Regions from separate parts of the Homo sapiens genome. Here region 2 is linked to region 1. The links are chromatin loops, found by intact Hi-C in ENCODE. Cell type or tissue: PC-9. All regions are shown on one strand. Links, peaks and the distances in the headings refer to the core of each region. The heading gives the core; the rest is flanking DNA. Region 1 has its middle 270 kb from the start of HTR2A. Region 2 has its middle 210 kb from the start of HTR2A.

What was found. A loop is a pair of places that touch in the nucleus more often than their neighbours do. Peaks named below come from ENCODE experiments on the same cell type or tissue, not always from the same donor. Only the 100,000 strongest peaks of a DNase experiment are listed, where the experiment ranks them.
Region 2: a loop joins it to region 1, with 8 times the contacts of the local background. A loop is called at or near these places in 1 of 110 quality-filtered maps.

The regions. Positions count from the first base shown.
Region 1 is chr13:47,160,899-47,176,458 of GRCh38, forward strand. No RefSeq gene overlaps it. Among named protein-coding and RNA genes, the nearest start is that of HTR2A, 270 kb to the left of the region's middle. In PC-9, for the core only: no CTCF peak of the experiment used is centred there; no DNase peak of the experiment used is centred there.
Region 2 is chr13:47,101,919-47,117,478 of GRCh38, forward strand. No RefSeq gene overlaps it. Among named protein-coding and RNA genes, the nearest start is that of HTR2A, 210 kb to the left of the region's middle. RefSeq lists an enhancer at 620-1,819. In PC-9, for the core only: no CTCF peak of the experiment used is centred there; no DNase peak of the experiment used is centred there; H3K27ac peaks cover 572 bases.

The DNA.
Region 1 (15,560 bases), core at 6,095-10,094:
TCTTGAAGATGGTGTGTCCGGAGTTTCTTCCTTCCGGTGGGTTCGTGGTCTCGCTGACTTTAGGAGTGAAGCCACGGACCCTCACGGTGAGCGTTACAGCTCTTAAAGGTGGCGCGTCCCTAGTTATTCGTTCCTCCTGGTGGGTTCATGGTCTAGCTGACTTCAGGAATGAAGCCGCAGACCCTCGCGGTGAGTGTTACAGTTCTTAAAGATGGTGTGTACGGATTCTGTTCCTTCAGATGTTCAGCTGTGTCCAGAGTTTCTTCCTGCCAGTGGGTTCATGGTCTGGCTGATTTCAGGAGTGAAACCACAGACCTTCGCAGTGAGTGTTATAGCTCTTAAAGGTGGCGTGTCTGGAGTTGTTTGTTCCTCCTGGTGGGTTTGTGGTCTGGCTGACTTCAGGAATGAAGCTGCAGACCCTCGTGGTTATTGTTAAAGCTCATAAAGGTAGTGCGGACCCAAAGAGTGAGCAGCAGCAAGATTTATTATGAAGAGCGAAAGAACAAAGCTTCCACAGCATGGAAGGGGACCTGAGCGGGTTGCCACTGCTGGCTCGGGTGGCCAGCTTTTATTCCCTTATTTGGCCCTGCACACATCCTGCTGATTGGTCCATTTTACAGAGTGCTGATTGATCCATTTTACAGAATGCTGATTGGTGTGTTTACAATCCTTTAGCTAGACGCAGAGTGCTGATTGGCGCATTTTTACAGAGTGCTGACTGGTGCATTCACAAACCTTTAGCTAGACACAGAGTGCTGATTGGTGCGTTTTTACAGAGTGCTGATTGGTGCGTTTTTACAGAGTGCTGATTGGTGCATTTACAATCCTTTAGCTAGACACAGACCACTGATTGGTGCATTTACAATCCTCTAGCTAGACAGAAAAGTTCTCCAAGTCCCCACTCAACCCAGGAAGTCCAGCTGGTTTCACCTCTCAGAAAGACTGAAGGTTGGAGACTAGGCTTAAACTCAGCCTCTTGAAGCCGAAGCTAGTTACTGATCAAATAACCACTCAGGGAAATCCAGTGTATCTTGTCATTTTAGCTACCTGATACAGGGAGGAACTCCTGCTCTCTGGGAAAAAAAACAAAATAATGCAACCATATTTTCCAGTCTCCACTGTTTTTCTATACATAATATCTGGTAATCAATAAAAAATTACTAGGCATAAAAAGAATGTAGGACTCAGCCAGGCAAGGTGGCTCACGCCTGTAATCCCAGCACTTTGGGAGGCCGAGGCAGGCAGATTACCTGAGGTCGGGAGTTTGAGATCAGCCTGACCAACATGGAGAAACCCTGTCTCTACTGAAAATACAAAAAAATTGGCCAGGTGTGGTGGCACAAGCCTGTAATCCCAGCTATTTGGGAGGCTGAAGCAGGAGAATTGCTTGAACCTGGGAGGCGGAGATTGCAGCGAGCCGAGATGGTGCCATTGCACTCCAGCCTGGGCAACAAGAGCGAAACTCTGTCTCAAAAAAAAAAAAAAAAAAAAAAGAATGTAAGACTCAAATTTAATCTGGGGTCGGGGGTGGGGCAGAGGAAAAGAAGTAAGGGACCCAACATTAGAATTAGCAAATGAAGATTTTAAAATAAGTATAAATATGTCCCAGAATTTACAGGAAAACATAGAACGAGTCAGCAGAGAAAGAATGTAAGCAGAGAAATAAAAATTACTAAAGAAAAATCAGAAATTCTGGATATATAAAACAAATATTTGAAATAGAATATGCTTTATATGGTTTTAAAAGCAGAACAAATACTGTAGAAGAAAGTATAAGTGAAGTGAAAATGGCCTAATGCAAATTATACAAAATGAAGTACGTGAAGGAAAAATGACTAAGAAAATATAAAAATGTCAGATAGCAATGGGACTAAATATATGAACTTATTACACACACACACACACACACACACACACATTCCAGAATAATAGGAGAATGGTACAAAAAATACTTGAAGAAATAACTGGAAAATTTCCAAAGTTGATGAAAAATACAAATTTATAGCTCCTGAATAAATAGCAAGACAAATATGCTACAATTCCACTGCCCCCCAGGCGCATCATAGTCAAAGTGCAAAGAAAATATAAAGAAATCCACACAAAATCCACTAACTGTAATAAGTGAGTGAAGAAAGGTCTCAGGATATAAAGTCAATATAAAAAATATATTTCTATGTATTAGCAAAAACAATTGAAAAAAATGCTAATTACAAAAGCACAAAGAACCATAAATATCTAGGAACAAATCTAAGACCTTCTCACTGAAAACTGAAAAGAAACCCAGTCATTGGGAGTAAAGAAAGATTTTTTTTTTATTATTATACTTTAAGTTTTAGGGTACATGTGCACAACGTGCAGGTTTGTTACATATGTATACATGTGCCATGTTGGTGTGCTGCACCCATTAACTCGTCATTTAGCATTAGGTATATTTCCTAATGCTATCCCTCCCACCTCCCTGATCTTTTAAAAAGGAAGAAACACATCAGGCTCATGAGTTAGAAGATTTAATATCTTCCCCCAATTAATCTACAGATTTAATGAAATTCCAATCACTAACGTAGAAGGGCTTTTTATAGAAATTGTCAAGATGATACTACAATCTGTATGGAAAAGGACATATTCCTAGGATAGCAAAAGAAGGGTAAAGGAGGAAGAGTTCTTTATATTCTCTAGGCATATGATCTGATTTTAGGATTTACTATAAAGTTATCAAGACAGCATAGTTCTGGAGTAAAGGTAGAAAGATAGGTAAATGTGACACAATAGAGTCTGAAAATATACCACAACTGTAATCAAATATTTGATAAAGGCAATAATGTAACTCAGTGAAGAAAGAACAATCTTTTCTATAAATGCTATATAACTGGCTGGATATCTGTGTGGAAAAAAAAAAAACCTGAATGAGATGCATACCTCATGTGATATACAAAAATTATTTTAAAATGGATTATAATCATAGATTATAAAACCAAAAACAAACTTTCAGAAAGAAAATATGGAAAAAAAAAACCTTAGCAAAGTGGAGATTAGGCAAAGATTTCTTAATAGAACTCCAAAAGCTCTAACCAAAAAAGAAAAAAAAATGTTAAATTGAAGTATATCAAAATTTAAACCTTCTGTTCTTCAAGAGGCATTGTTAATTAAAAAGCAAGCTACAGACATTTAATTTCTAGCCCAACATGTAAAGAGCCTGGAGGTTGTTATTATCAACCTCATGAGAATAAGCTGAACAAACTGAAGATCAATAACTCATCTTAGAGCCATCAGATCACTGAGGTCACAAAACAAACTGCTGCCCAGTAACATGGAAAGACAGACAGATACAGAGAATCACGGCTTACCAGGAGCAGAAAACTTTACTGGACCCAATAACTGGTAGGAATACTTAAAGCGTAAGTGTTTAATTGCTGGAGACTGAGCATAGACTAGTTTAAGATGAGAACTCAGAGACTAAAAACTTCTGAGGGTATAACCTTAAGGGGACCCCAAAACTTTTATGAGTTTTACATCCAGGAGCCCCACCTCGTTGCCACTGTGAGCAGAGAAAAATCCCGTCATGCTTCTGGCAGGGAGAGGGGCAAAGTAACCATTGTGAAATATAGCCAGAGCATTCTATTCTTCCTGCAAAGGAGAGGTCTGTCCTTAAGGGTGACTGTTTTACCATAGACCAACCAACATATGTGTTTCCAGAGCCTCAGCCATGTGGGGAAAGGAATAACAAACTCCAGCCTCCTCTACCCTTCAAAGTAGGGGAAGAGAATACCAAACTCCACCGGCTTCTACCCTCCTGTGTGGGGGAAGGGAAACACACAACTCCAGTCCCATTAGCCCCCGTCTCATATGGGGTGGGGTAAATTGAGAAGGACTTGCCAAGATCAAAGCCCAGAGCCACAGACTCAGGTTGGGAATTTGGAGGTAATTAAGGTGTTTTTCCATAGATGAATGTTTACTACAAATTGTGGTACATATATTCAATGACCTATTATTAATCAGCAATGAAGATAAATGAGCTATCAATCTATGAAAAGGCATGAAGAAACCTTAAATGCCTATTGCATAGTGAAAGGATCCAGTCCGAAAAAGCTACATACTATATGATTCCAACTGTATGACATTCTGGAGAAGGCAAAAGTATACAGACAGTAACAAGATCAGTGGTTTTCAGGTTTTTTGGGGAGGGAGGTGGTAGGGACAAATAATTGGAGTACAGGGCATTTTTAAGTTAATAAAACTATTAACTCTAGAGTTACATAACATATGATACTGTAATGATGCATACATGACATTATGCCTTTGTCAAAACCCGTGGTATTGTACAACACAAAGAGTGAACTCTAATTCAACTATGGCCTTTAGTTAATGATAATGTATGAACATTGGTCCATCCATTGCAAAGACTGCACCACAGTAATACAAGCTGTTAATAGCAAGAAAAACTGTTGGGGGTGGGGGCAGTGAGAGAGGCTACTGGTAACACTGTACTTTCTGAGCAATTTTTATGTAAACCTAAAAATGTTCTAAAGAGTAAAGTCTATTTAAGAAAAGGAAACTATAGCCTTGGGAAAATATTTCCAATATGACATCTGACAAGATACTCAAATATTTAAATCTCAAATGTTTAATTAAGTCAGTAATTAAAAGACAAACAACCCAATTAGTAATGGGCAAAAGTCTTAGATACTTCACCAAAGTAATGTATGAGATGGCCAACATTTGAAAAGATGCTTATAAATATCAGTCATCATGGAAATGCTAATTAAAATCACAATGAATATCATTAAAAAACCACTAGAAAGGCTAAAATTTTAAAAAGACTGATAATACCAAGAGTTTACAAGAATGTAGAGCGACTAGATTTCTTATATATTCCTGGAGGGGGAATAAAATGGTACAGCCACTGTAATAGCAGCTTTTAACTAATCATATACCTGCCTTATGATTTCTAAGTTCCACTCTCAGGAAACTAAACCTTTGTTACATAAAAATATGTGAACAAGGGCCAGGCGCGGTGGCTCATTCTTGTAATCCCAGCACTTTTGGAGGCCGAGGCAGGCGGATCACCTGAGGTCAGGAATTCAAGACCGGCCTGCCCAAAATGGTGAAACCCCATCTCCACTAAAAATACAAAGAATTAGCCGGGTGCAGTGGTGCACACCTGTAGTCCCAGCTACTTGGGAGGCTGAGGCAGGAGAATCGCTTGAACCCGAGAGGTGGAGGTTGTGGTGAGCTGAGATTGCGCCACTGTACTCCAGCCTGGGTGACAAAGTGAGACTTCGACTCAAAAAAAAAATGTGAATAAGAATGTTTAATTTAGTTTCATTCATAATAGAAAAAACCTTGGAAACAACCCAAATATCCATCAACAGACGACTGAGTGAACAGAGTAATGTTATTCTCATATGACAGAATACTACTCAAGAATCAAAAGATTGAACTCCTGATATACACAACAATGTGGAATAATCTCAAATTTATGCTCAGGAAAAGAAGCAAAAGTGTACGTTTTTGTGATATGCAAGAACAGGCAAAATTAATCTGTGAAAATAGAAATCAGAAGAGTGATTGCCTGTGGGTGGCGGGGATAGGCTGTTTTTGTAAATAAAATTTTATTGGGACACAGCCACCGTCATTTGTTTATATATTGTCTATGGCTACTGTCACACTACAAGAACAGAGTCGAATAGTTGTGACTGGGACCATATGGTCTGCAAAGCTGAAACTATTTACTATCTGACCCTTTACAGAAAAAGTTTGCTGATCCTTAGTATAATTGAGCAAGTTTAACAAAATGTTGATAATTGCAGAGGCTGGACAATATTTTTATTGTTTATAAATAGAATAGTGGGCTATTCTACTTTTATATGTTCCATAGTAAATTTTAAAAATTTGGGTAACATCATCTTGCCTGAGAACCGCAAGATTTTTGCTTGCACCGTTTGGGGATACAGGTATTCGGAATCCTGCTTACTCCTCTCCTTCCTTCTGAGAGCCAACCCATTTTTGATCGCTTTTTTATGGCATCAACCCTGTGTGTAAACCATCTAATTACTGAAATTAGAGCATGAGAGGTTGTGGGCACTATAGGCAGACTGGATTTTATTATTCAGCCAATAAATTGACCCATTCATTATAAGGGCTTGCATGTGAGCATTTTTGAAACCAACTCTATGGCCTGGGATTACAATTAAGTTAGTATAATTTGGGACCCATTTGTAAATTTTACTGTGGATCTAGATTATTTACACTTTCCAAAGCTGTCACATAGATAACAAATGATACTATGAGAAAAAGGTTAGATATGGGGATAAACATCTGTTAATAGAACTTATACATATGGAGCAGAGGTTGGCGTAGGACTTAAGAAGTTCCAGGGCTTATTTCTATCTTTAAATATCCTATGTTGTTTGCTAAAACACTGATCCTCAGTACGGTTTGAAAATTTCTTATTTAGTGTTCATTTCTTTGGATGAGTATATTATGTTACTAATTGCTGCATTTTAGAATATGAATATGAGTGAGGAGATATTAACCTACTCAAAATCTTGTGCTCCTTAATAGTAACTAATATTTATATTATGCTTTATAATTTACTGCTTGCATTTCCTTATCTTATTTAATCCTCACAACCATGCTACAAAGGGTGCTATTACTAACATCTATTGTACAAATGGAAAAACTACAGCTGAGCCGTGAAGTGAAAGTGAAGATCACAAAGGGGACAAGTGTCAGTCAGGGCTTTATGCTAAGTTCCATTAGTTTCCAATATTTGCTGCTGCTTCCATTTCAATTAATGTGGTAGACATCTGAGTGTCAAATACAGGGAGCCAGCATTTTGCATGGTAATTCAGAACTGTGAAAATGACCATGCAAGTTGAAACTGTGCAAAATGGTCTGAGTCAACAGAAAAAATAAAACAGGCTTCTTTACTTTAAAAATGTTTAATAAAATTAAAAACTCTCTTATTTCTGTTTTAAAATGTATATAGTATATAACAATGTATGGTATAAAAAAGTAAAACTAATATTTACTCAGTACGCTGTAACTTATATCATTAGGCATATTAAGAATTGCAATATTTTGTTTGTAAAAAAACTTATCAAGAGTAGTTTTAATAGTGCTTGCCATCTTGTCATATAACTTATGATATTAGAATGAGCATCTTCTCTATGCCTTGCCAAACTGTCATACTCTTTTCTTAGGTTGAATCAGCATTTAACATTTTATCATCGGCACTTTCAATATTGAGAAATATTCCTTTAATGTAAAGATTTTCACCGGCGTCACTTCCTCTGGGAAATCTCCCTCTTTTTAGCCTTGACCACTTGACTCATTTATGTCAATAAGCTTACTTTCAATACATTTTTCCTTGTGTATCTAGAGAATATGAACTCAAGCAGCATCCACATTCCTGTGGTCAGCTATTTCTTGTTTAACATTTCTTCTTTTACGTTGGATTTGAATTTCACTTCCAGAATTACTACGTTTCATTTCTTTGCTGTGCTTTTTTTTTTTTTTTTTTTTTTTGGGCCATTTTCCTCAGTTTTGTAAAATGTCACGTGGGCTTATCACTGAGAGACAAGGAAGCGACACAACTACACATTTGCTACCTGTACCTGAACTGAATAGCAGAGGCACAGTGAGCAATCATTGCAAGCATTTCAAAGAAGTGATGTGATTGATCACGGATTTTGATGCACCTTTGATATTTACCTAGCGATTTACAGGCTGAGAGCTAGCTGTAAAATGTGTACTTTATGCACTTAAACACATGGTTAATATACGTGATGATTGAAATTTAAGTCATGTTTTTAGGGGACTGATGTTATTTGACTGTACTAGGAGTGCAAAATTTGTGCTTTTAGCAGAACAGCGCAAAGCAAGGGCTGCCTGTATTCGAGCCTGTGATACTCTCATGACCACTAACTAAAGGGGCGCTGAGTGGGTGGGAATTTACATTCAGAAGGGGAAATTTTGTTGCGTAGGAGGAGAATTATAGCAGGCAGAAGGAGATTAGAGAGTGAATGCCCTGGGGTGGATCAACCGTATGACACGAGGTTACAAAAAGAAAAGCAAAGTGGAAAGTTTCTTCTAAAGGCTGATTTCTCTACAATTTTGCCTAACGCAAAATGTTAGTTACAAAGAAAACTAATTTTCTGACTGGAAGAAACACTTTAAAACTGTGTCCATAAACATAAACTCATTAATAACACACACATCATTTATATATCTTTTTGTTCCTGTTAATTACAAAAATAATACATGTTTGTTGTAAAAGATTTAACGGTGTAGAATGAAATTTTCATTTGCACTCTAGTCTTTTTTCTCGGGGTACTAAATGCCAATAATAAAAATGTATTTTACATTTTATTATTTGTATTAGTTTAATATCAACTATGATATTATGTGATGCTTACTTTAATCAGACAGATGTGGAAATTAGGAAGAATTCTACTAGTGGAAACTTAAAATGGATTTTAAAAAATACTTGTCCTATGAAGAGAAAAGGTGAATTTTAATCTATTGCATTTAGAAAAATCAAAGCTGTGCCTATTGCTGTTTGAATATCAGTGGTGAATCTGTTAGACCGTATAAGAAATAGCAAAAGACCTTTTCCAAGAAGTAAGTTTTCTGGTTTACTTGCAAAAGGACATGTTTCAGAATACCTGCTTTCATTTGGGACAGGATATCAGAATTGAAAGAATCTCTACCACTCACACTGACCTCGACATATTCAAAAACAGGAAAATCTTCTAATCTAAAAATAGTTTAAACCTCACCTTGGCCAGAAAAAAAGAACTGCCATCTTATAGATAAATGTTTTTCCTACTTTTTAAAATGACCAACTATTGAAACATACAAAAGAATAGTAATGATATGGTTATTTTGATAGTACTTATATATAAGTATTATCTATGTTACTCACATGTAAAATAAACACACATGTATCCAACACTGATCTTAAGACATAAACCAATAACTTTAAGGCCCCAGTGCCTCATCTTGATGTTACACCCACTCTCTGAAAGTCACTTTATCTTGAAAGCTTTGTCTTGAAATAACACCTTTATCTTGAATTTTGGGTTTCATGCCTTTCCGTTTCTTTAGAATTTTACCACAGTTGCTTGAATTTCTAAATAATATATTGTCTACTTTTGCACAATTATGTGTATCATTGTTATGCTGTATAAAATTTTATGACAAGTCTTTTTCTGATTAACATTATGCTTGTTTGACTGTGAGATTTAACCTCATGAATATGTTTGACTTCTTAATTTGCAATATCGTACGGCATGTCATTGAGGAATGATACTACGATCTATTTATCATTTCTTTTGGCAATGGACATTTGAATTGTTTTCAGTTTTTACATTGCTTTAAAGGATTGTGCATGTGTTTCCTGGTGTATATTGGCCAGAATGTCCCTAAGAATTACTGCAAGAAGAAAAAATCTTGGTCAAAGGCTCTATACATCTTTTTTTTTTTTTTTTTTTTTTTTTTTTTTTGAGACAGAGTTTCAGTCTTGTCGCAGGGGCTAGAGTGCAGTGGTGTGCTTTCAGCTCACTGCAACCTCCGCCTCCTGGGTTCAAGCAATTCTTGTGCCTCCGCCTCCTGAGTAGCTGGGATTACAGGTGCATGCCACCACACCCGGCTAATTTTTGTATTTTTAGTAGAGACGGGGTTTCACCATATTGGCCAGGCAGGTCTCAAACTCCTGACCTCAAGTGATCTGCCCACCTTGGCCTCCCAAAGTGTGCACACCTTCAACTTACTTAATTAGTCCTCCTTTTGTTATCTCAAAGTGATTAGGTAAATTTACCCTCCAAACAACTGTGCAGTGGCGCTCCCATTTCTCCACCTCTTGCCAAGGCATTTAAAATAGTGCCAATCTGGTGGGTATGAAATTATATTTTATTGTAGAATTTACATTTGACAATTGGCATGGTTAACCTTGACCTTCCTTAAAAGGTCTGGGGGATTTACTCTATTTTTCAGTTATACAGTTATTGGTGACATTGGCAAGAGCAGTTTCAGAAAAGTGCTTGCAACAGATGATAGCAGTTGTTTGAGAAACAAAAGAGAGATGAGGGAGTGGGAGGAATCAGAACAGATGCCTTTCTGCAAATTTAAGATGAAAAGGGATGGAGAGAGAAAATCAACAGTGCCTTGGAGGGTTTATTAATATTTTCAGATGGGAGTTACTGGAGCAAGTTCATGTGTTAAGCAGAAGAGCCAAGTTTGTTGGGAAACAGAAGTGGATGAGTAGAGTTCATGTGAGAAGAGAAAGTGCTGTGAACATAAACAAGTTTATAGAAGAGTGGTGATTTACGAGAGGAGATGCACATTAAGATCCCAACTTTCTCAATATCATGAGATGAGATGAGGAGGCCTCAGGAGGCTGGCAAAGGTTTTGAGTAACTGACAGAGACTCTGCAAGACCAAAGACCTCATCAAACTTTGTTTCCTTAGGCTTCCTTTATTCATTACACATTGATTTTTTTAATTGAAAGCACATAAAATTGGACATGGAAAATGCACATATAAGTAAGACTCAGTCCTGGTTCCAAAGAAGCCTAGAAAGGAAATCAAATGTATAAATATATAATTATGCAATGAGATGCTTGTTATGCTTGAGGCTGTATTCAGCACAGCAAGAGTAGGGAAGTAACTAGACAAGTGAATGGACAAGGAGGGCCTTTTGAATGACAGATAAGTGGGAGCATTAACAGAGGGCACTGTGGCATGAGAAGCATGGTGCTTCGAGTGGTCTGCACATCAGGGTTTCTGAGGGGCAAGACACATAGAGATAGTGGTGGAAGGAAAGGCTAAAGAAGTAGGTTTCTACATTATGGAGCTGAGAGTTTACCTTGTGGGTGATGCAGTGGTGTCAGAAGTTTTTGTTTTGTTTGTTTTTAAGTTGATTTTTAAAAGTAGACTATTTTTTATAGCAGTTTTAGGTTTATAGTAAAATTAAATACAAAATACAGAGTTCCCTCATACTCTTTGTGCCCCCTCCCCCATCATATCACAAGTTTTTCAGTAGAGCAGTGATCCCCAACCTTTTTGGCACTGGGGACTGCTTTCGTGGAAGACAATTTTTCCATGGAAGGAGTAGGGGAATGGTGTCAGGATGATTCAAGTGCATTTCTGGTGCACTTTATTTCTATTATTATTCTTACATTTAATATATAATGAAATAATTAGACAAGTCACCATAATGTAGAATCAATGGGAGCCTTGAGCTTGTTTTCCTGCAACTAGACAGTCTCATCTAGGGGTGATAGGAGACAGTGACAGATCACCAAGCATTAGATTCTCATAAGGAACGCGCAACCTAGATCCCTCACATGTGCAGTTCACATTAGGGTTCACCATCCTATGAGAATCTAATGCCACCACTGATCTGACAGGAGGCGGAGCTCAGGCCATATGCCTGCTCACTAACCCTCACCTCCTGCAGTGTGGCCCAGTTCCTAACAGGCCATGCACAGGTACCGATCCATGGCCCAGAGGTTGGGGACCCCTGCAGTAGAGACATTATGATGGAGGTGTTTGTAGAAAGTTATTTATTGGAACAATGCTATAGTAAACTGCAGCAGAAAGAGACCAGTAGGAAAGTAACTTAGGAGACTCAATCTAGGAGGTAGCATTAATAAGAGTTGGTGAACCAATGAAGGGGGTAAGGGGTAAAGGAGAATAAAGACAAGCTCCAGAATTTTCACTTCCAAGGAAACATAATTTACCTAGGTTGGGGGTACAAGAGGAAGGAAAGATGAGCGGGGGCGGGAGTGGGGAGGGTGGGCTGTGATTCTATATAGAGAACAATTAGATACTAAGTTTGGGGTAGAGTTTCTTTCATTTTCTCAAATGTTCAAGGAATTTCAAAACAGCTGAAATATATGATAATATGAAATATCAACCTTATCATCTCATGCCATAGAGAACCAAGCTTTTATTTAGATAATTATAAATGTTATTTTGTCTGCTATACGGTAGTAAAATCAAAACACTGTTGCTTTAAAAATCATAAATAAATGTTTATATTAATTATTCATCACTGCTCTGGTAAATTACTATTCGACAGAAGTAAATAATACATTGAAAATACTCTGATCCCAATCATAATTACCTTGGGATTCATGATATTTCACAGATGCACACACTTACATCCTAAGATTTCATTTTGAATCAAATTTGTCTTATCTCAGGTTCTAAAAAGTTATAAAAGAATTTGAATGCAATTTTCTCAGGTAAAATATTATGTTGTATTAAGATAAGGTGACATAATTGATACATTATTTGTTAAATCTAAAAGCTAGAAAGAGATTTTGACAATATAATTCTTAATAATAGAACTTATAAGAAACCATTTTGAGATAAAATCCACAAAGCACAATTCTATGCCCAACTTGAAATAAGAATAAAGATAATTGGAAAGGCAGTGTTCTATGAACTTGGTATTTCTTTATTAACAAGATCCTTCTCACTTTTTTGGCTAATCTCTGTATTGGCAATATCCAAGCAAGGTCTTGAAACACCCTTTAATTCCTCAAATAAAGATTGAATTGTATTCAGCATGCCTTTATTTTCATGTGAACATTTCTATTGTAGCCTAGATGTTAGCTGAGGTTATTCTGCCATTTGAAATCTACATAAAATTAGCTTTGGTTCCATGATTTCTGTAGATTGTGGTGCCTTACATTCTGTTACTTCTGTCTCCAAAATCCTGTCTGCTCCTCTAATTGTTCACTCTTCTGCGTCACACCAACGTAGAAATAGGGCACAGTTCAATTTCCACTGGGATTACTTCTTTCCAGAAAATTCCACTCATGCAAGACATTTGTGTATGTAGCCAACTTTATTGAAGTGTTGTAGTTTATATGAGAATGATATATAATAACTTTAAATTGAATATGAGACATTGCTGTTTTTAAAAATTGCTTTGGTTCATCTGCTACTAGGGATTTCTCCCTGGCTACCCTTTTCTGAGGGCTCCAACTTCCTGATGTGTTGCTTGGTTCTCACTCCCTCAAGGCTTTGTTCTGCTCTGTCTGCTTCTATACTTTCTGTGTTCTCTTTTCTAGTAGGGGTGGTGGTTCAGGATTTCTCCCAGGGATTTCAATTTCCCTCATTTTTTTAGATAGAACAATTTTACCTTCATTCCCTTCTCAACTCCAAGAAAATTTGGCATATCCAAAGATCCATTTATGTGCTAGGTAAACAGAGGGTCCTCCTACACTGTCTTTATTAATGTAGGTTTAAAGTAGGTTTTAAAATCAGGAAGTGTGAGTATTCCAACTTTGTTCTCCTTCCTCAAGATTGTTTTGGCTATTTTAGGTCCCTAAATTTTCATATATATTTTAGGATCAGCTTGTCAATTTTGGCAATGAAGCCAGCTAGAATTTTTATAAGGATTGCACTGAGTTTGTAGATCAATTTGAATAACATGGTCATATTAACAATATTAAGTTTTCCAATCCAGGAACATGAACTGTCCTTCCATTTGTCTATGTCTTCTTTAATTGTTTCAACAACGATTTACATTTTTCAGAGTGTAGGTTTTGAACTTTTTAGTTAAATTTATTTATATGTATTTTATTATTTTGAAGCTATTGTAGGAATTGCTTTCTTAATTTCATTTTCAGATTGTTAATTGTGCTTATATAGAAATACTATTGATTTTGATATACTGATCTCATAATTTGCAATCTTGCTAAACTCATTAATTTTAATAACTTTTTAATAGATTTCTGAGGATTTTTTATAGCTCATGTCTTATTAGAATATAGTTTTACTTTTATTCTTCCCCATGTGAATGCCTTCTTCTTTTTTTTTTTTTTTTTTTTTTTTTGCCTGATTGCCATCGTTAGACCCTCCCATGTAATGTGGAATAGAAATGGTAAGAGTGAACATCCTTTTCTTGTTCCTGATTTTAGGGAAAAAGCATTAAATGTTTCACTTTGTGGTGTTAGGTGTAGGTTTTTCATAGATGTCCTGTATCAGGTAGATGTTTCCTTCTATTCCTAGTTTATTGAGTGCTTATTATTAAGGAGTATTGAATTTCATTAAATGCTTTTTCTGTACCTATCAAGATAATCATGTGATTTATCCTTTATTCTATTCATATGTTATTTACATTAATTTTTGAATGCTAAACCAACTTTGCATTTTGGGGATAATTCTTACTTGATCATGGTGTATACTCTTTTTTTATGTGATGTTGAATTCATTTTGCAAGTATTTTGTCTTTTTTCCATAAGGGATTGTGGTCTATAGTTTTCTTTACTTGCCTGAGGGTGTTTTGATTTGATGTTTTTGGTTCAAGTTGTGTTAATATTTTCTTTTAAGCAACGTTCAGAGTTATAGAGGGCAATAAAAGCTCATGTGCATCTGCTGAGATGCTAAATCCTAGCTCTGGTGCCCAGTTGACTCACACATTCAATAACAATTTATCGTGAATCCAGACCTCTGTTCTAGGTTTGGGAGTGTATAAGTGAATAATGCAAGGTTTCTGTTCTCTAGGATCTTAATGAACAACTGTAAAACAAACAATAAGCTAATATATGTTATGTCAAGGCCAATAAGTGATTCAAAACAAAGCACATGGTAAGAGAAAAGAAGGAGCTGGAGGGAGATTTTAGATAGGATCAGCAGAGAAATCTTAATGAAGTGACATGTGAGTAGAGACCTCTGTGAAGTAAGGACGTGAGTCATGTGGACATCTGGGAAAAGAGTTCTCCAGACAGAGGAAGTGGTAAGTGCAAAATAGGAGGCAGAAGCATACTTGATATGTTTAAAGATTACAAAGGAGGCCAGGAGGGATGGAACAGCATAAGTAAATAGTCATCAATTAGAATTTTGTCTAGCTGCACACAACAGGAAACACATTTATAGTGGCTTAATCAGATAAGGGTTTTAATTGTCATCATATAAAAGAGACTGGTGTGAAAGCTCCATGACACCATCAGGAACACAGATTCTATCTTTTCTCTCTACCATTTGGAGCATAAGCCTTCATGCATGTGTTCGGGATAGCTGGTCCACTCCAATTGTCCCTTCTATCTTTCAGGCAAGAAGAAGGCAAAGGATGAAAATCAAAGGCCACATGTCAGCAAAATAATTCCTTTGATGGTATTTTTTCCCCCTTCTGGGAAGTTATCCAGAAACATCTGCTTACTGGCTTCACCTGTATCACAAAAATGCCCCTAGCTGCCAATAAGGCTATGTGTGGCAAGGTGACCAGTGGGTTTTATAGCTGGGCAAATGACCTATCCCTCTAACTTTGAGATTCTTTCAGTAGGAAAAAAAAGAGGGAATAGATACACTTGTATGTGGAATCTGAAAAAAGAAGCAAAGAAGCAGAGAGTATAATGGTGGCTTCCAGGGACGGGGGAAGTGATAAACTAGAGTGATGTTGGTCAAAGGGTACACAATTTCAGTTAGACAGAATGAATGAGTTCAAGATATCTATTGTACAATGTGGTGACTCTTGTTAATAATACATTATGTGCTTGAAAATTGCTAAAAGAATAGATTTTAAGTGCTCTCACCACAAATAA
Region 2 (15,560 bases), core at 7,444-11,443, 58 kb before region 1:
TCCTGGGCCTTCACTTCTCTGTGGTCTAAGGGAAGACTGGGAGTATAATTTGTTGCCTTATAATTTTGGGCCCAAAGGGTATACTTCTTAAGGGAAGGGACTTTGGGAATGGTGATGACTGACACATTGACTGAGCTCATATTTCAGATAAAGTTATATTCTCCATTTCAGAGAGTGATCTTGTTTTCACAAAGGTGAATGCTGCAAACATATAATCAGCATAACATTGAAACAGTAAAGTAACAGAGGTTATTTCTGTCTCAGAAAAATATCATGTGAATAGATGCCCAAACTAGAATGGTATATTTGGAGGATAGCAATAGCTGAGTGTGGCTGAAGTCCAGGGTGGTGTGGAAGAAAATTAAATGTAAAAGTAAGTTTTAATTATAAAATAAAGAATCTTAAAGATAATGATGGAACTCCAACAACTCCAGCCATGGGCTCAGGGACAGAACTCTGATCTCCCTGGGCCTCAGCCCCTAGGGGGAGGGGTGGCTGTAGTCTCTGCGGACCAGTAAGAGGTGAAGCCAGCTGGACTTCTGGGTCAGGTAGGGACTTGGAAAACTTTTCTGTCTTACAAGAGGATTGTAAAATGCACCAGTCAGCACTCCATAGCTAGGATTGTTAAATGCACCAATCAGTGCTCTGTGGCTAGCTAGAGGTTTGTAAAATACACCAATCAGTGCTCTGTAAAAACGCACCAATCAGCACTCTGTGGCTAGCTAGAGGTTTGTAAAATGGACCAATCAGCACTCTGTAAAATGGACCAATCAGCAGGACGGCGGGAACAAACAAGGGAATAAAAGTTGGCCACCTCAGGCAGCAGCGGCAACCCGCTCGGGTCCCCTTCCATGCTGTGGAAGCTTTGTTCTTTTGCTCCTCACAAGAAATCTTGCTGCTGCTCACTCTTTGGGTCCATGCCACCTTTGAGAGCTGTAACACTAACTGCAAAGGTCTGTGGCTTCATTCTTGAAGTCAGCAAGACCACGAACCCACCAGAAGGAAGAAACTCTGGACACATCTGAAGGAACAAACTCTGGACACACCACCTTTAAGAACAATAACACTCACTGTGATGGTCCGCAGCTTCATTCTTGAAGTAAGTGAGACCACGAGCCTACCAGAAGGAACAAACTCCAGACACACCAGCAGACTTAGTCTTTCGTCCTTCTAGTTCTGAGGAATCCAGGCATCCCAGGCCAGTGGGTTTACCCCCAGTGAAGCACACCTCCTCCATCAAGGGACAGCCAAAATGTTCATTAAATGGGTCATGCTCCCTGTGCCACCCAAGTGAGACCCTCCAACAGGGGCTGTCAGACACTCTAAACAGGAGCATTCCTACTGGCATCAGGTTGGTGCCCCTCAAGGTCAGAGATCCAAGAAGAAGGAGCACACACTCATCTTTGCTGTTCTCCAACCTCCTTGAGTGACATCTCCGGGTGCGGAAGTGAACCAGATGAATAGGGCCTGAAGAGAATCCCAGAAAACCGGAACAGCCCTACAGAAGAGGGACCTGATAATTGAAAGAAAAACAAACAGAAAGCAACAACAACAGCATCAACAAAAAAGTCCCCTCAAAAACCTCATCCCAGGGTCAGTAACCTCAAAGATCAAAACTAGACAAACTCATGAAAATGAGAAAGAATCAATGAAAAAATGCTGAAAATCCAAAAGGTCAGTGTGACTCTTCTCCTCCAAATGATTGCAACACCTCTCTAGCAAGGGCATAGAGCTGCACAGAAGATGAGATGGACAAATTGACAGAAGTAGGCTTCAGAAGATGGGTAATAACAAACTCCACTGAACTAAAGGAGCATGTTCTAACCCAATGCAAAGAAGCTAAGAACCTTGATACAAGGTTACAGGAGCTGCTAACTGGAATAATCAGGTTAGAGAGAAATATAAATGACCTGATAGAGCTGAAAAACGTAGCACGAGAACTTTGTGAAGCATACACAAGTACCAGTAGCCAAATTGATCAAGCAGAAGAAGACCATCTTGCTGAAGTAAGGCATGCAGACAAGATTAGAGAAAAAAGAATAAAAAGGAATGAACAAAACCTCCAAGAAATATGGGACTATGTAAAAAGACTGAACCTATGATTGATTGGAGTACCTGAAAGAGACAGGGAGACTGGAACCAAGTTGGAAAACACACTTCAGGATATTATCCAGGAGAACTTCCCCAACTTAGCTAGACAGGCCAACATTCAAATTGAGGAACTACAGAGAACACCACTAAGATACTCCATGAGAAGATGAACCCCAAGACACATGATCATCAGATTCTCCAAGGTCAAAATGAAGGAAAAAATGTTAAGGGCAGGCAGAGAGAAAGGCCAGGTCACCTAAAAATGGGAAGCCCATCAGACTAACAGCAGATCTCACAGCAGAAACCCTATAAGCCATAGGACACTGGGGGCTAATATTCAATATTCTTAAAAGAATTTTCAACCCAGAATTTCATATCCAGCCAAACTAAGCTTCATAAGCAAAGGTGAAATAAAATCCCTTCCACACAAGCAAATGCTGAGGGATTTCATCACCACCAGGCCTGCCTTGCAAGATCTCCTGAAGGAAGCACTAAATATGGAAAGAAATATCCAGTACCAGCCACTGCAAAAACACACCAAAATATAAACACCAATGACACTATGAAGAAACTGCATCAACTACTATGCAAAATAACCACCTGGCATCATGATAACAGGATCAAATTCACACATAACAATATTAACCTTAAATGTACATGGGCTAAATGCCCCAGTCGAAAGACTGGCAAATTGGATAAAGAGCCAAGAACCATCAATGTGCTGTATTCAGGAGACCCATCTCATGTGCAAAGACACACATAGGCTCAAAATAAATGGATGGAGGAATATTTACCAAGCAAATGGAAAGCAAAACAAACAAACAAACAAGCAGGGTTTGCAATCCTAGTCTCTGATAAAACAGACTTTAAACCAACAAAGATCAAAAAAGACAAAGAAGGGCATTAAGTAATGGTAAAGGAATTAATTCAAAAAGAATAGCTAAGTATCCTAAATATATAAGCACCTAATACAGGAGCACTCAGATTCATAAAACAAGTTCTTAGAGACCTACAAAGAAACTTAGACTCCCACACAATAGTACTGGGAGACTGTAATACCCCATCATCACTATTAGATCAATGAAACAGAAAATTAACAAAGATATTCAGGACTTGAACTCAGCTCTGGATCAAGTGGACCTAATAGACATCTACAGAATTTTCCACCCAAATCAACAGAATATACATTCTTCTCAGTGCCACATGGCTCTTGTTCTGAAATTGACCACATAATTGGAAGTAAAACACTCCTCAGCAAATGTAAAAGAACTGAAATCATAACAAACAGTCTCTCAAACCACAGTGCAATCAAAGGAGAACTCAGGATTAAGCAATACATAATGTAGATAACGAGTTGATGGGTGCAGCAAACCAACATGGCACGTGTATATGTATGTGATAAACCTGGACGTTCTCCACATGTATCTCAGAACTTAATGTATAATAATAATTTTAAAAACCTCACTAAAAACCACATAACTGCATGGAAATTGAACAACCTGCTTCTGAATGACTCCTGGCTAAATAATAAAATTAAGGCAGAAATCAAGAAGTTCTTTGAAACCAATGAGAACAAAATGGCAATGCACCAGAATCTCTGGGACACAGCTAAAACAGCGTTAAGAGGGAAATTTATAGCACTAAATGCCCACATGAGAAAGCTAGAAAGACCATCTAAAATCAATACCCTAACATCACAATTTAAAGAACTAGAGAAGCAAGAGCAAACAAATCCAAAAGCTAGCAGAAGACAATAAGTAACTAAGATCAGAGCAGAACTGAGAGACACAAAAATCCCTACAAAAAATCAGTGAATCCAGGGGGTAGTTTTTTGAAAAAATTAACAAATAGACCACTAGCTAGACTAATGAGGAAAGAGAGAAAAATCAAATAGACATAATAAAAAATTATAAAGGGGATATCACTGCTGATCCCACAGAAATATAAACTACCATCAGAGAATACTATAAACACTTCCATGCAAATAAACTAGAAAATCTAGAAGAAATGGATAAATTCCTGGACACATACACCTTCCCAAGACTAAACCAGGAAGAAGTCGAATCCCTGAATAGACCAATGACAAGTTCTGAAATTGAGGCAGTAATTAATAGCCTACCAACCAAAAAAAAAGCCCAGGACCAGACGGATTCACAGCTGAATTCTACCAGAGGTAGAAAGAGGAGCTGGTACCATTCCTTCTTAAACTATTCCAAATAATTGAAAAGAGGGGACTCCTCACTAATTCATTTTATGAGGCCAGCATCATTCTGATTCCAAAACCTGGTAGAGACGCAACAACAACAAAAAAAACTTCAGGCCAACATCCCTGATGAACATCGATGGAAAAACCCTCAGTAAAATACTGGCAAACTGAATCCAGCAGCACATTAACAAGCTTATCTACCATGATTGAAGTTGGCTTCATCCCTGGGATGCAAGGCTGGTTCAACATAAGCAAATCAATAAACATAATCCATCACATAAACAGAACCAATGTCAAAAACCACATGATTATCTCAGTAGATGCAGAAAAGGCCTTTGATAAAATTCAACATCCCTTCATGTTAAAAACTCTCAATAAATGAGGTATTGATGGAACATATCTCAAAATAATAAGAGCTATTTATGACATATCCACAACCAATATCCTATTAAATGAGCAAAAGCTGAAAGCATTCCTTTTGAAAACCGGCACAAGACAAGTATGCCCTCTCACCACTCCTGTTCAACATAGTACTGGAAGTTCTGGCCAGAACAATCAGGCAAGAGAAAGAAATAAAGCATATTCAAATATGAAGAGAGGAAGTCAAATTGTCTCTCTTTGCAGATGGCATGATTCTGTATTTAGAAAACCCCATCGTCTCAGCCCAAAATCTCCTTAAGCTGATAAGCAACTTCAGCAAAGTTTCAGGATACAAAATCAATGTGCAAAAATCACAAGCATTCCTATACACCAACAATAGACAAGCAGAGAGCCAAATCATGAATGAACTCCCGTTCACAATTGCTACAAAGAGAGTAAAATACCTAGGAATACAGCTAACAAGGAACATAAAAGGAGAACTACAAACCATTCCTCAAGGAAATAAAAGAGGACACAAACAAATGGAAAAACATTCCATGCTCATGGAGAGGAAGAATCAATATCGTGAACATGGCCATACTGCCCAAAGTAATTTAAAGATTCAATGCTATTCCCATCAAACTACTGTTGACATTCTTTACAGAATTAGAAAAACTACTTTAAATTTCATATGGAACCAAAAAAAGCACGTTTAGCCAAGACAATCCTAAGCAAAAAGAACAAAGCTGGAGGCATCATGCTACCTGATTTCAAACTATACTGCAAGGCTACAGTAACCAAAACACCATGGTACTAGTACCAAAACAGACATATTGACCAATGGAATGGAACAGAGACCTCAGAAATAATACCACACATCTACAACCATCTGATCTTTGACAAACCTGACAAAAACAGGCAATGGGGAAAGGATTCCCTATTTAATAAATGGTTCTGGGAAAACAGGCTAGCCATATGCAGAAAACTGAAACCGAACCTTTTCCTCACACCTTATACAAAAATTAACTCAAGGTGGATTAAATACTTAAATGTAAAACCCAAAATCATAAAAAAGCTAGAAGAAAACCTAGGCAATATCATTCAGGACATAGGCATGGGCAAAGATTTCATGATGAAAATGTCAAAAGCAATTGCAACAAAAGTGAAAATTGACAAATGGGATCTAATTAAACTAAAGAGCTTCTGCACAGCAAAAGAACCTATCATCAGAGTGAACCTCTGTCATTGCAGCTCTTTTGGCTTCTCTGTCTGCCTTTCTGTTTCCTGTAGCCTCAGCACCTCCTCTGTTTGATGCCCTTTACAATGGATGACTGCTACTTCTTTTGGAGCCCATACAGCATCTAAGAGGTGCTCTATTTCCTTTTTATTTTTGATTTCCTTTCCTTCAGTTGTTAATGATCCTCTTTCCTTATATATGGATCCATGGGCATGCAAAGTGGCAAAAGCATACCTTGAGTCAGTATAGATGTTTACTGACTTTCCTTTGGCCAAGAGCAATGCTTTAGTGAAAGCTATTAGCTCAGCTCTTTGGGCTGAAGTTCCGACTGGCAGAGGGTGGGCTTCAGCTACTGAATTCAGTGTTACCACTGCATATCCAGCCTCTCTGACAATTTCAGATATGAAGCTGCTTCCATCAGTAAAGTATTCAACATCTGGGTTTTTTGTTTGTTTGTTTGTTTGTTTGTTTTTTGTGAGATGGAGTCTTGCTCTGTCGCTCAGGCTGGAGTGCAGTGGCACGATCTCAGCTCACTGCAAGCTCTGCCTCCTGGGTTCACGCCATTCTCCTGCCTCAGCCTCCCAAGCAGCTAGGACTACAGGTGCTCGCCACCACACCCAGCTAATTTTTTTGTATTTTTTAGTGGAGACGGGGTTTCACCATGTTAGCCAGGATGGTCTGGATCTCCTGAACTTGTGATCTACCTGCCTTGGCCTCCCAAAGTGCTGGGATTACAGGCATGAGCCACCGTGCCCGGCCACATCTGGGTCTTTTAAGGGCTGGTCCTTTAAGTCTTTTCAGCTTGAGGAAACCTCATCCATTGTTTCCACACAGCAATGATACCCTGGGCCATACAACGAGGGCTTTCCATGCTCTGTCCATTCTATTGGCAGCAGTGTGGCTGGTTATGTAGGGGTTTTCACACAAAATTCCTTGATATCTTAACATCCTAGAGTTAGAAAGCCAGCGATACCCCCTTTGCTCCAATTATAGTTACATAATTTTTAGACAATGGCCCAATCACTTGAGTTACTACTGAGTGCTCCGCACCAGTATCAACCATAAAGTCTGTTTTTCAGCCCTCTACCTCCATTGAGACCATAGGCTCCTCCGGGCCTAATGAAATGGAGCCCAGTCTGTCTCAGTCCTCATAATAATCATTGATTCCTGCTAGTCCGATTAATTCCATGTCTGACTTCTGAAACCCTTGACTGGTGGCAGGGGGCTCTGGCCAGCTCTTTTGTCCTGGATTGTTGCCTCTATCCTTTTCTCTTTCTGGGCATTCATTCTTCCAGTGTCCCATCTGCTTGCATCTCACACATTGATCTCTCTCAAGCCTAAGTCAGCCCTCTCATCCTGGCTTAGCTTCCTGGTTTTGCCTAGCTAGTCCTCTATCATGACTGCAACCACGACCACATCCTCTCACAAAACCAGTTTCTCTTCCAACTAAGACTGCTGCCAGCAAGTCCGCCCTTTTCTTTAGATCTGCGTCGAGCTTCTCTCTTGGCCTCATCCCAACTTACAAACACCTTAGTAGCCACCTGGATAAACTGGGTAACATTCATGCCTTCAAACCCTTCTAACTTCTGAAGCTTTCACTTTATGTCTCCTTGCACCTGGGTTACAAATGCTGCATTAACCATACACTGATTACCTGCAGCCTCTGGGTCAAATGGTGTGTAAAGCCAGTAAGCCTCACAGAACGTCTCATAAAATTCACCGGGACTTTCATCTGGCTTCTGGTGGACCTCTGAGACCTTTCCAATATTGGTGGCCTTTTTTCCTCCAGCCCTTATTCCATTAGAAGTGCCTCTCAATACCGCTGCAAACTTTGTAGCACTTGAGCCTGGTTAGGGTCCCAGGCTGGGTCAGCCTCTCTCGGGAGTGCTTGTTGTGCATACTGCCTGGTATCTCGTGTGCCTACAAGCGCATTGTTCTCCAGCCACTGGAGAGCGACTTCTATAACTCTACAGCACTCTTCCATATTAAATAATGACAGAAGAAGTTGTTTGCAATCAGCCCAGGTAGGATTGTGAATTAGGAAAATAGACTGCATTAGATCTATAAGAGCCTGAGGCTTCTCTGTATAGGAGCAAGTATGTTGTCTCCAATTTAAGAGATCAGTAGTAGAGAAGGGCTGATAAACGAAGAGCTTTTCTCCTCCCTAGACTTCATTCTGTGCATTCAAATAAATTTGTCCCAGTGTTTCTCGGAGGGGCATCTGCATTGCTCGGGCACGGCCCGACCTAAGGTGGCCGACCTCATCCACCTGGAGTTCCTCCCTTGGCTTTTCAGGCAAGGGCTCTGGCTCCTCTCTGTGTGGTGTTGTCTGAGGGGTGCTTTCTTCTGAGTCTGAGCCTCTGGAGGCAGCTGGGGTAGCCTCCTGTCCAAGCCTTGCCAGGGATGGATAAATTGGTGCACAGGGGGTGGACTTTCTAACACTTCAGGTTGGGCCTGTAGGACAGGTTTTTTCTGCTTTTCCTGTAACTCCTATTCTTTTTCTGATGCCTTGCAGCCTCTTTCTATTGTCCCTGGTTTTGTCTGGGCCATTAGTGTCTTACAGTACGTCTCAAAGCAGGCCTGCAGCCACTTAGGGTGCGTCTGAATTACACTTAGCCAGGAGTTGATATACGGAAACTGATCCCAGGTGCCCAGGCTGTTCCCCAAGCCTGGTGACTACCCGAAACATTTAGCCAATTATCTCCCTGTCTGTTGTCCCCTTGGCCAGCCACCCTGCATTAAAAGACGGCCAGTCTATCTCACAAAGGGTTCTCAGTTTCTGTGGAGTTAGCTTAATCCCATAATCACCATTAAAACCTTTTTTAAAGTGTTTCAGCATGCACTACAGTGGAGTAGGCCTTGACACTTTTCCTCCCATTTCCTCCCTCATGATGCACTTTCACTCTGGGATCCACCAGAACGAGTCCTATTACGGGAGGTTCAGACACTGCTTAGCCAGAAGTGTGCATTAATTCCTGTCACAGCTAGCTGCAGCTGTGGAACTTGTCCTATGGGCTGTATGCAGTGTCCTAGGTCTGCTTTTTCCTACACTCTCCTCAGAGCACACAGTCCATGCTAAGAGATCTGTGCCTCCCCACGTCACGCCCCGCGTTGGTCTCTCCCGAGACCATCTCTTTCACACACTTTCACACACCTCCCCCGTCCCCGAAACGGTTTGCCTTTCTGACTGACTCATGAGCCCCACCCATGTCGGGTGTCAGGGTGTGAGTTTTGTCCGAATCAATGGGCCTCTCCCATTGTCCCAACCCCCTTGGGTTGGACTAGTCATCATGCCCTGGGAGGTGATCAGAGTCCCCTTCCGTCCTTATGGGACGGGTCTTGCCTTAGGGCCCAAACCTTACCATGGTTCATATGTCTGAGTGCTGCTCCTGTGACTGTCCTGCAACTCCTTTTACCAGTTCCATTTCTGCTGTCAGGGAGGGCTCCGGAACACGGAAGGTAATTCTCCTTCCGGGCTGAAACTCTCGGTGGTGCCAAGGACCCCGGTCTCCCACGTCCTGGGGCTCTAGCCTACAGGCAAAGGAGACAGAAAATCTGCCATCTCCAATCCCAGATGAGCCCCCAGAAATGTTGTGGAACAATCAAACACAGGAGAGACTGAAAAAGGTTCAGGAGAGTTTATTAAATTAAGGTGATCACTGGCTCAGCCGGACATACGTCCAGAAAGTCTGAGCCCCAAACAAAGGGCTTTTCCTACTTTTAAACATCTTAAGGCAGGAACTACGTGAGGTGGGAAGCAAGTTGCAGAAGCAAGAAACAAAGGCAGCATTACAATATTTCTTATATCTTGAGAGAAACATGTCTTACAACCTAAACTTAACAGTCTTGTGACCCTGCAGCCGTGCAGGAACTTGCTGGGCCTGTAATAAACTTTAAGGAATGTGGAGTTGGGGAGTATAGATAAGGTCCACTGTCCACAGAGAGAAGACAGGCTGTTGATATTCTCTTTTAACTTGAGTGTAAGGGAGGGGGTCACACTTTGCAGCAACTTTAAAAGAATATTAAAATTTCTATTACTACTACTATTAGGTTATAGTTGATTTCATTAATTCCTTCGTTAATACTGGTACAGGAAAATGAAGAATTTTAAACCTATTAAATACAGTCACAAGAGTAATAGGCAATTTTTAAAGCTTATAAATTAACAGATAATATAAAAGTATAATATTTAAAATGTAACTATTGTGCATGAAAACAAAAGAAGAAAACAAAACCAGAAATATTGAAAAGTTATTGCCCCTGAAATGGAGGTTCATTATAGGATAAGGAGTAGTGTGGTAGAAAACTGTATTTTATTGTAAACATTTTTGTACTATTTTTTAACCATATAATTTATTTTGAAAAAAAATTATTATATTTTTGTAGTTCTTAAAGTTTCCCTTCGGCTGCCATGTACTGGGTCTTTTCTTTCTTCAAATGTTTGCCCCAGATAGGAATGGGCTACACATCTCCATGGATCCTGTTCTCTTTGGGCTCAGTCCTGTCTCTGAGTCATTACAACTCTCTCCCATTCTTATTCAGTGAGTTTAGTCATTTCTTTTTATCCCCAGAGCCACCCGGTGTTCAGCAAACAAAGAAGCCTCCAGGTACCAGAATCTACCCTTCTTAGAAGGCAGCAGGTATTACAAATAACAAAAAGCCACAAAACATGCAAGAACTAAAATGTTTTGTCACAGTTTTTTGTTTTTGTTATTTTCCCATCACAACTTGGAAAACTGCATTCTTATCACAGTCCTTGGAATATTTGAAGAAGGCTAATGAGCTGTTCCTTTAGCCTTAACTCCTTAAATCTGTCCTCTTTTCTTTAAACTAAATTGTCTCCAGGTTTCCAACTCTTTGTCACAGGCTGCTTTCAGCTCTTTGTCAGGGTATAGAAGCTTTTCTATCCTTCAGACAAGCTTCTGTTTGTTAATGTCCCGTTTAACGGTAGCTCCCAGGACAGAACATGGTGCTTTTGATGTGTCTTCCCTATTATGTAGGACCAGATAGGAGAGGACAGGCCAACCCTTTTCTTGGATTCAGATATTGTTTGTTTTTGTATTATTAATTGAAAAATGCCCATTTTTATGTGGTCACACTTTACTAATTCCAATTGCCTGATAAATGCTCGTTGGAGTGGTGAGTGTTGTGTGTTCCTTCCTTCCTATTAAATGTTAATTTTGAAGGCCAAAAGCTTATTTGCTGATGTGAAAAAAAAATTCATGGAAGGAGAACCAATGGGAGATATCATTGTACAAAATGATGTCATTTTTAACCTTCCTCTTGGATTACTTTATTGACTAATAATATTTGCATCCTTATTCATTTCCTGAATTCAGTCATTCAATCCATTTCACTTAAGGGCTTATTCTTGGTTGTCAGTGGTGAGTGCTAAGGCAGCATGGATTTAGAGGGAAAATGGGATTCACTCTGAGCAGATACAGGGTAACTAGGAGAGAATTTTTGTCTGTTGATTTCCAATTAGTGAATCTGCAACATTAGAAGGATAGAAAAAGAATAAGCAGAGAACAATGTCAAAGGTCGATGGTCTCAAAGTTGTTAGGAAAAGGAAGACATTGAATTAAAATAAACCAAAAATGGAATAATTTCTGAACAAAATTATTGGGCTCATCAAAAACCAGGAAAGTAGCATCTATACTACAGACTCTATAGGTAAAATTACTATAAAGCTGTTCTGTACAAATGTCCAGCATGTAGCATCATGCATGGTACACTATAGTTAACAAGCAATTATTGTATAACAACATGCACTTGTAAATTGATAAATTGGAGAACTTTAACTCCATAGCCTCCATAACTTCTTTCAACTTCAACATTCTATGAATCTAAAATTGCCAAGTCTTCATATTTATTCTCTCAGCCCTGCTAGTCCATGCCATCCTTTCTAAGTCAGCCACGTATGTGCATGGCAGCTGTCACAAAGAACCTCCCGCAAAAATTAAATTCTGCTCTAGGCAATTCCTGAATTATCCTATACTTCTTCACTGCTTTTAACTTTAGACTGCTTTGATCTTAGATCCCCAGTTCTATACACGCAGTTTCAATCTCTGTTTTTATTCTGGGTCTTAATGGCCATCTCTTTGTCCTCTCATTTTCCTTGACGTGGCTTCCCACAAGGTCTCAACTCTGTACTTTTCCCAGTTTAGGCATCTGCCAAAGGTATCCTACCTTGTTTCTACCACCATTGTAAGAAGGAGGATTTGCCACATTTCTTCAGTACTAATCCTCTTTATCACAGTCTCTCTTCCTTTCTAGCTCTGAAAAGAGTTGCTGCTATTGCTGTTTTTACTTCCTCCCTTCCCATTCACTCTTATGCCTGCTGTAACAGCCTTGCTTCTGCCTTCATCACTAGACCTCACTTTTTTTTTTTTTTACCAAGATGACTAGTGATGAATCAAACTGTTGGTATCTTCAAAGTGGGTGCCTGAATGCTTAACTCATAAGACTATGTGCAGAATTCAACATTCACCCCTGAATAGACACACTTTTCTACAGTTTTTCTTTCTCATCTTCCTTAAGATCTGTTTCCTCCATTTCTTCCTGGGATTCTCTCTGAGATCGCTTCTCTTCTAGCTCTGCAAAGTAGAGCTAGAGGACCATGCTCATCCATTTCCATGACTAATGTCAACTATCACCCATATTCTCAAACTTCTCCCTTGAGTTCTTGATCTAAATATCCTGTGCATACTAGTGAGCACCCCATACCCTATTATCACATCACATACTGTGAAATGAATCTAATATTTTCTTTAAAATGTAACGTTAAATCAGTGTCATCTATTTTAAAATAACATGGTATATGTATTCTAGGAATTGTATACATTTCTGTTAATAAAAATCTTAGGTTTCTGATCTTAAAATCTTAGAAGTATAAAAATTACTGAACCATATATGAAAAATAACATTAACTAACATATTTAGGTACGTACTATGTGTCAGGAATTGCTTTACGTCCTCTGATTTATAAAAATCACTGAATTCTTAGAACAACTTTATAAAGTAGTACTATGATTATTTGCATTTTACAGATGAGGTATCTCAGGTACAGAGAATTATAACAACTTTTCCAAGGTCACCTAAAAAGAAAGTAGAATAGGACTTGAATCCATGCACTGAATCAGGGTCTGAGTTTTTAATCAGCTTGTACTGCCTCTCAAGAAGGACCTTGAGAAACTGCAGGAAATTGCTAATGAAACATTTAGAAGACATTAGAAAAAAGATCACATAGATGATTAGATGAAATGACTCTCTTTGAAAATAAAGATAGGAAAACTTTCTGAAAACTGAAAATGATTGAAAATACGAGGAAAATCTAGTACAAAGTAGGGAAACCTGCATGCTGTAACCAAGGTGCAAAACTTTATATAGAAATTTGGGCTGCAGTTGAAGCACTGCCATCAATATGTTGTTTTATTCAGGAGACTAATTGTGTTTACAATGGAATTTGTATACTACATATGTAAATAAAAGACATTGATATTAAAAAAAACCAGTAAGACCTCTGTAAGATCTGCTAGAGTGAGGCCGGGCGCGGTGGCTCGCGCCTGTAATCCCAGCACTTTGGGAGGCCGAGGCGGGCGGATCACGAGGTCGGGAGATCGAGACCATCCTGGCTAACACGGTGAAACCCCGTCTCTACTAAAAATAAAAAAAATTAGCCGGGCGAGGGGGCGGGCGCCTGTAGTCCCAGCTACTCGGGAGGCTGAGGCAGGAGAATGGCGTGAACCCCAGGGGGCGGAGCCTGCAGTGAGCCGAGATTGCGCCACTGCACTCCAGCCTGGGCGACAGCGAGACTCCGTCTCAAAAAAAAAAAAAAAAAAAAATCTGCTAGAGTGACATATAGTATGTTGGGTACAACCAGATTTGGTTACGTGTTTTTCATTAATCACTGGAGAATTTTATTTTCTCTTTTGTGAATTGCTCATTGAGTACATTGACAATGCCCAGAAAGCTCTGTAATATAAACAGTTAACAACTTTAAAAAGAAACTATAAATACTGGCCAATTTGGAAAGGGAATTGAAATGGATTTGAGTGAATGACCTTCCTACTTTGCCCAAGACTGGAAATCTTGTATCCCGAGAAACTTCTCAGTCCCAGGCAAATTGGAATGGTTGGTCACATCTCGATCCAACTCTGTGAATTAAAAACCTTGCATTACAAAACTTTAGGCAAACCCCTAAATCCTGGGAATCCCACTTTCATCATCTGTGTAATCAGTCATCTCCCCTACCTAAAGGGGCTACATGGGCGGAGGAGTCACTGAGTCAGTGTAGGTGTGTGTGGCCTTGAGACTGTGGTTCTGTTAATGTGGAGCACCTGTACTTCTCCACGACATATATCACACTTAGAATTAGTTGTATAATGCCTGTGTTTCTCATTTTTTCTCTCCTTTATAGCTACAGTTGGTGCCTTATATATAGCTTGTGATTAATAAATGTGTTGTATAATCAAAGGTATGCACAAGAGGCCTTGGAATAGAAAGGTGGTCATAGTATAGATGTGCTTCTTTGCTCTACTGCCCTCACCTCCACCCCTCTATGCCATCTTTCTCTATTACTCCTCACCACATAAAAATACTTTCTTAATTGGCCATATCCACTGCTGATGGGAAGCAGGTGGGAGGCTCTTTGGAGATTGCAGGGTGGTGTAACAGAGCAGGGGTCTGTAGGGGGAGGTAGCAATGGGGGGCAGAACATAATAGACTTTGTGTGGAATATACTTATACTAGCTGTGCTGCTTCTGAGGAGGAAATATAATAACCACACATATTTTTTACAGACTTTGAAAACTGTTGGATGATATTACTTTGTAGAGATGAAGGTGTCATTGTAAATATTTACCTTTCGAGCCTTCTTTTCCTTATTCTACAAAACCTTCTGAGTATTCTTGGTCAATAAGAGAGGGGGTGGTGGGGGAGGGTGATTGATTTCAGAAAGAAAAAGCTTATTTTAAGTGATCAATAAAGCTAGGATTTGAATAATGTGTTTTAAAATTACAGGGTTGGAGCTATGCACTAATACATAAAGAGAATGATAGCAGTAATTTTCACAGATGTCATATGAATGAACCAAAAAAAAATCAATGTAGCACAAAAATTCAGTGACCTGAATATATTACTTATATTTATATTTGAAAACTGGGTACAATATAAATGTCTCTATTGAGGCAGTATGAATAAGCATTTACGTAATCTTAAATGACAGAATACTTTATTTAAAATTTTAAAGGCTTATATTTGTGACAATTTTGTTCACAGAAACTGCATACATACTATGGATTTTTTTGGCCAACTTTCTAGTTTAAAACTCTTTTTCTTTGGCAGTAGAAGCCTTACCTATGGGTGCTTTGTAAATATCCACTGTCAATAAAATAAGAATATTGTGGAGAAAAGGATTTATATCATATACTGGAAAATTATATCAAGGAAACCCAGGTCACGCAGTCTGGATGGTGGAAAACAGATGTCAAACATAAGTATATTTGGTTGGAAGTAACAGAGTTAGCTTATGCAAAGGAAAAGATTTATTATAAGGATCTGAAGATATCTCCTGGAACTCAGGGACATAAAAGCAGCCAGGTTTCAGGAAAGGCTGTCTCTGAAGCCTGCGCAATCATCTCAGAAATAGATGCTGCTTGTCACAAG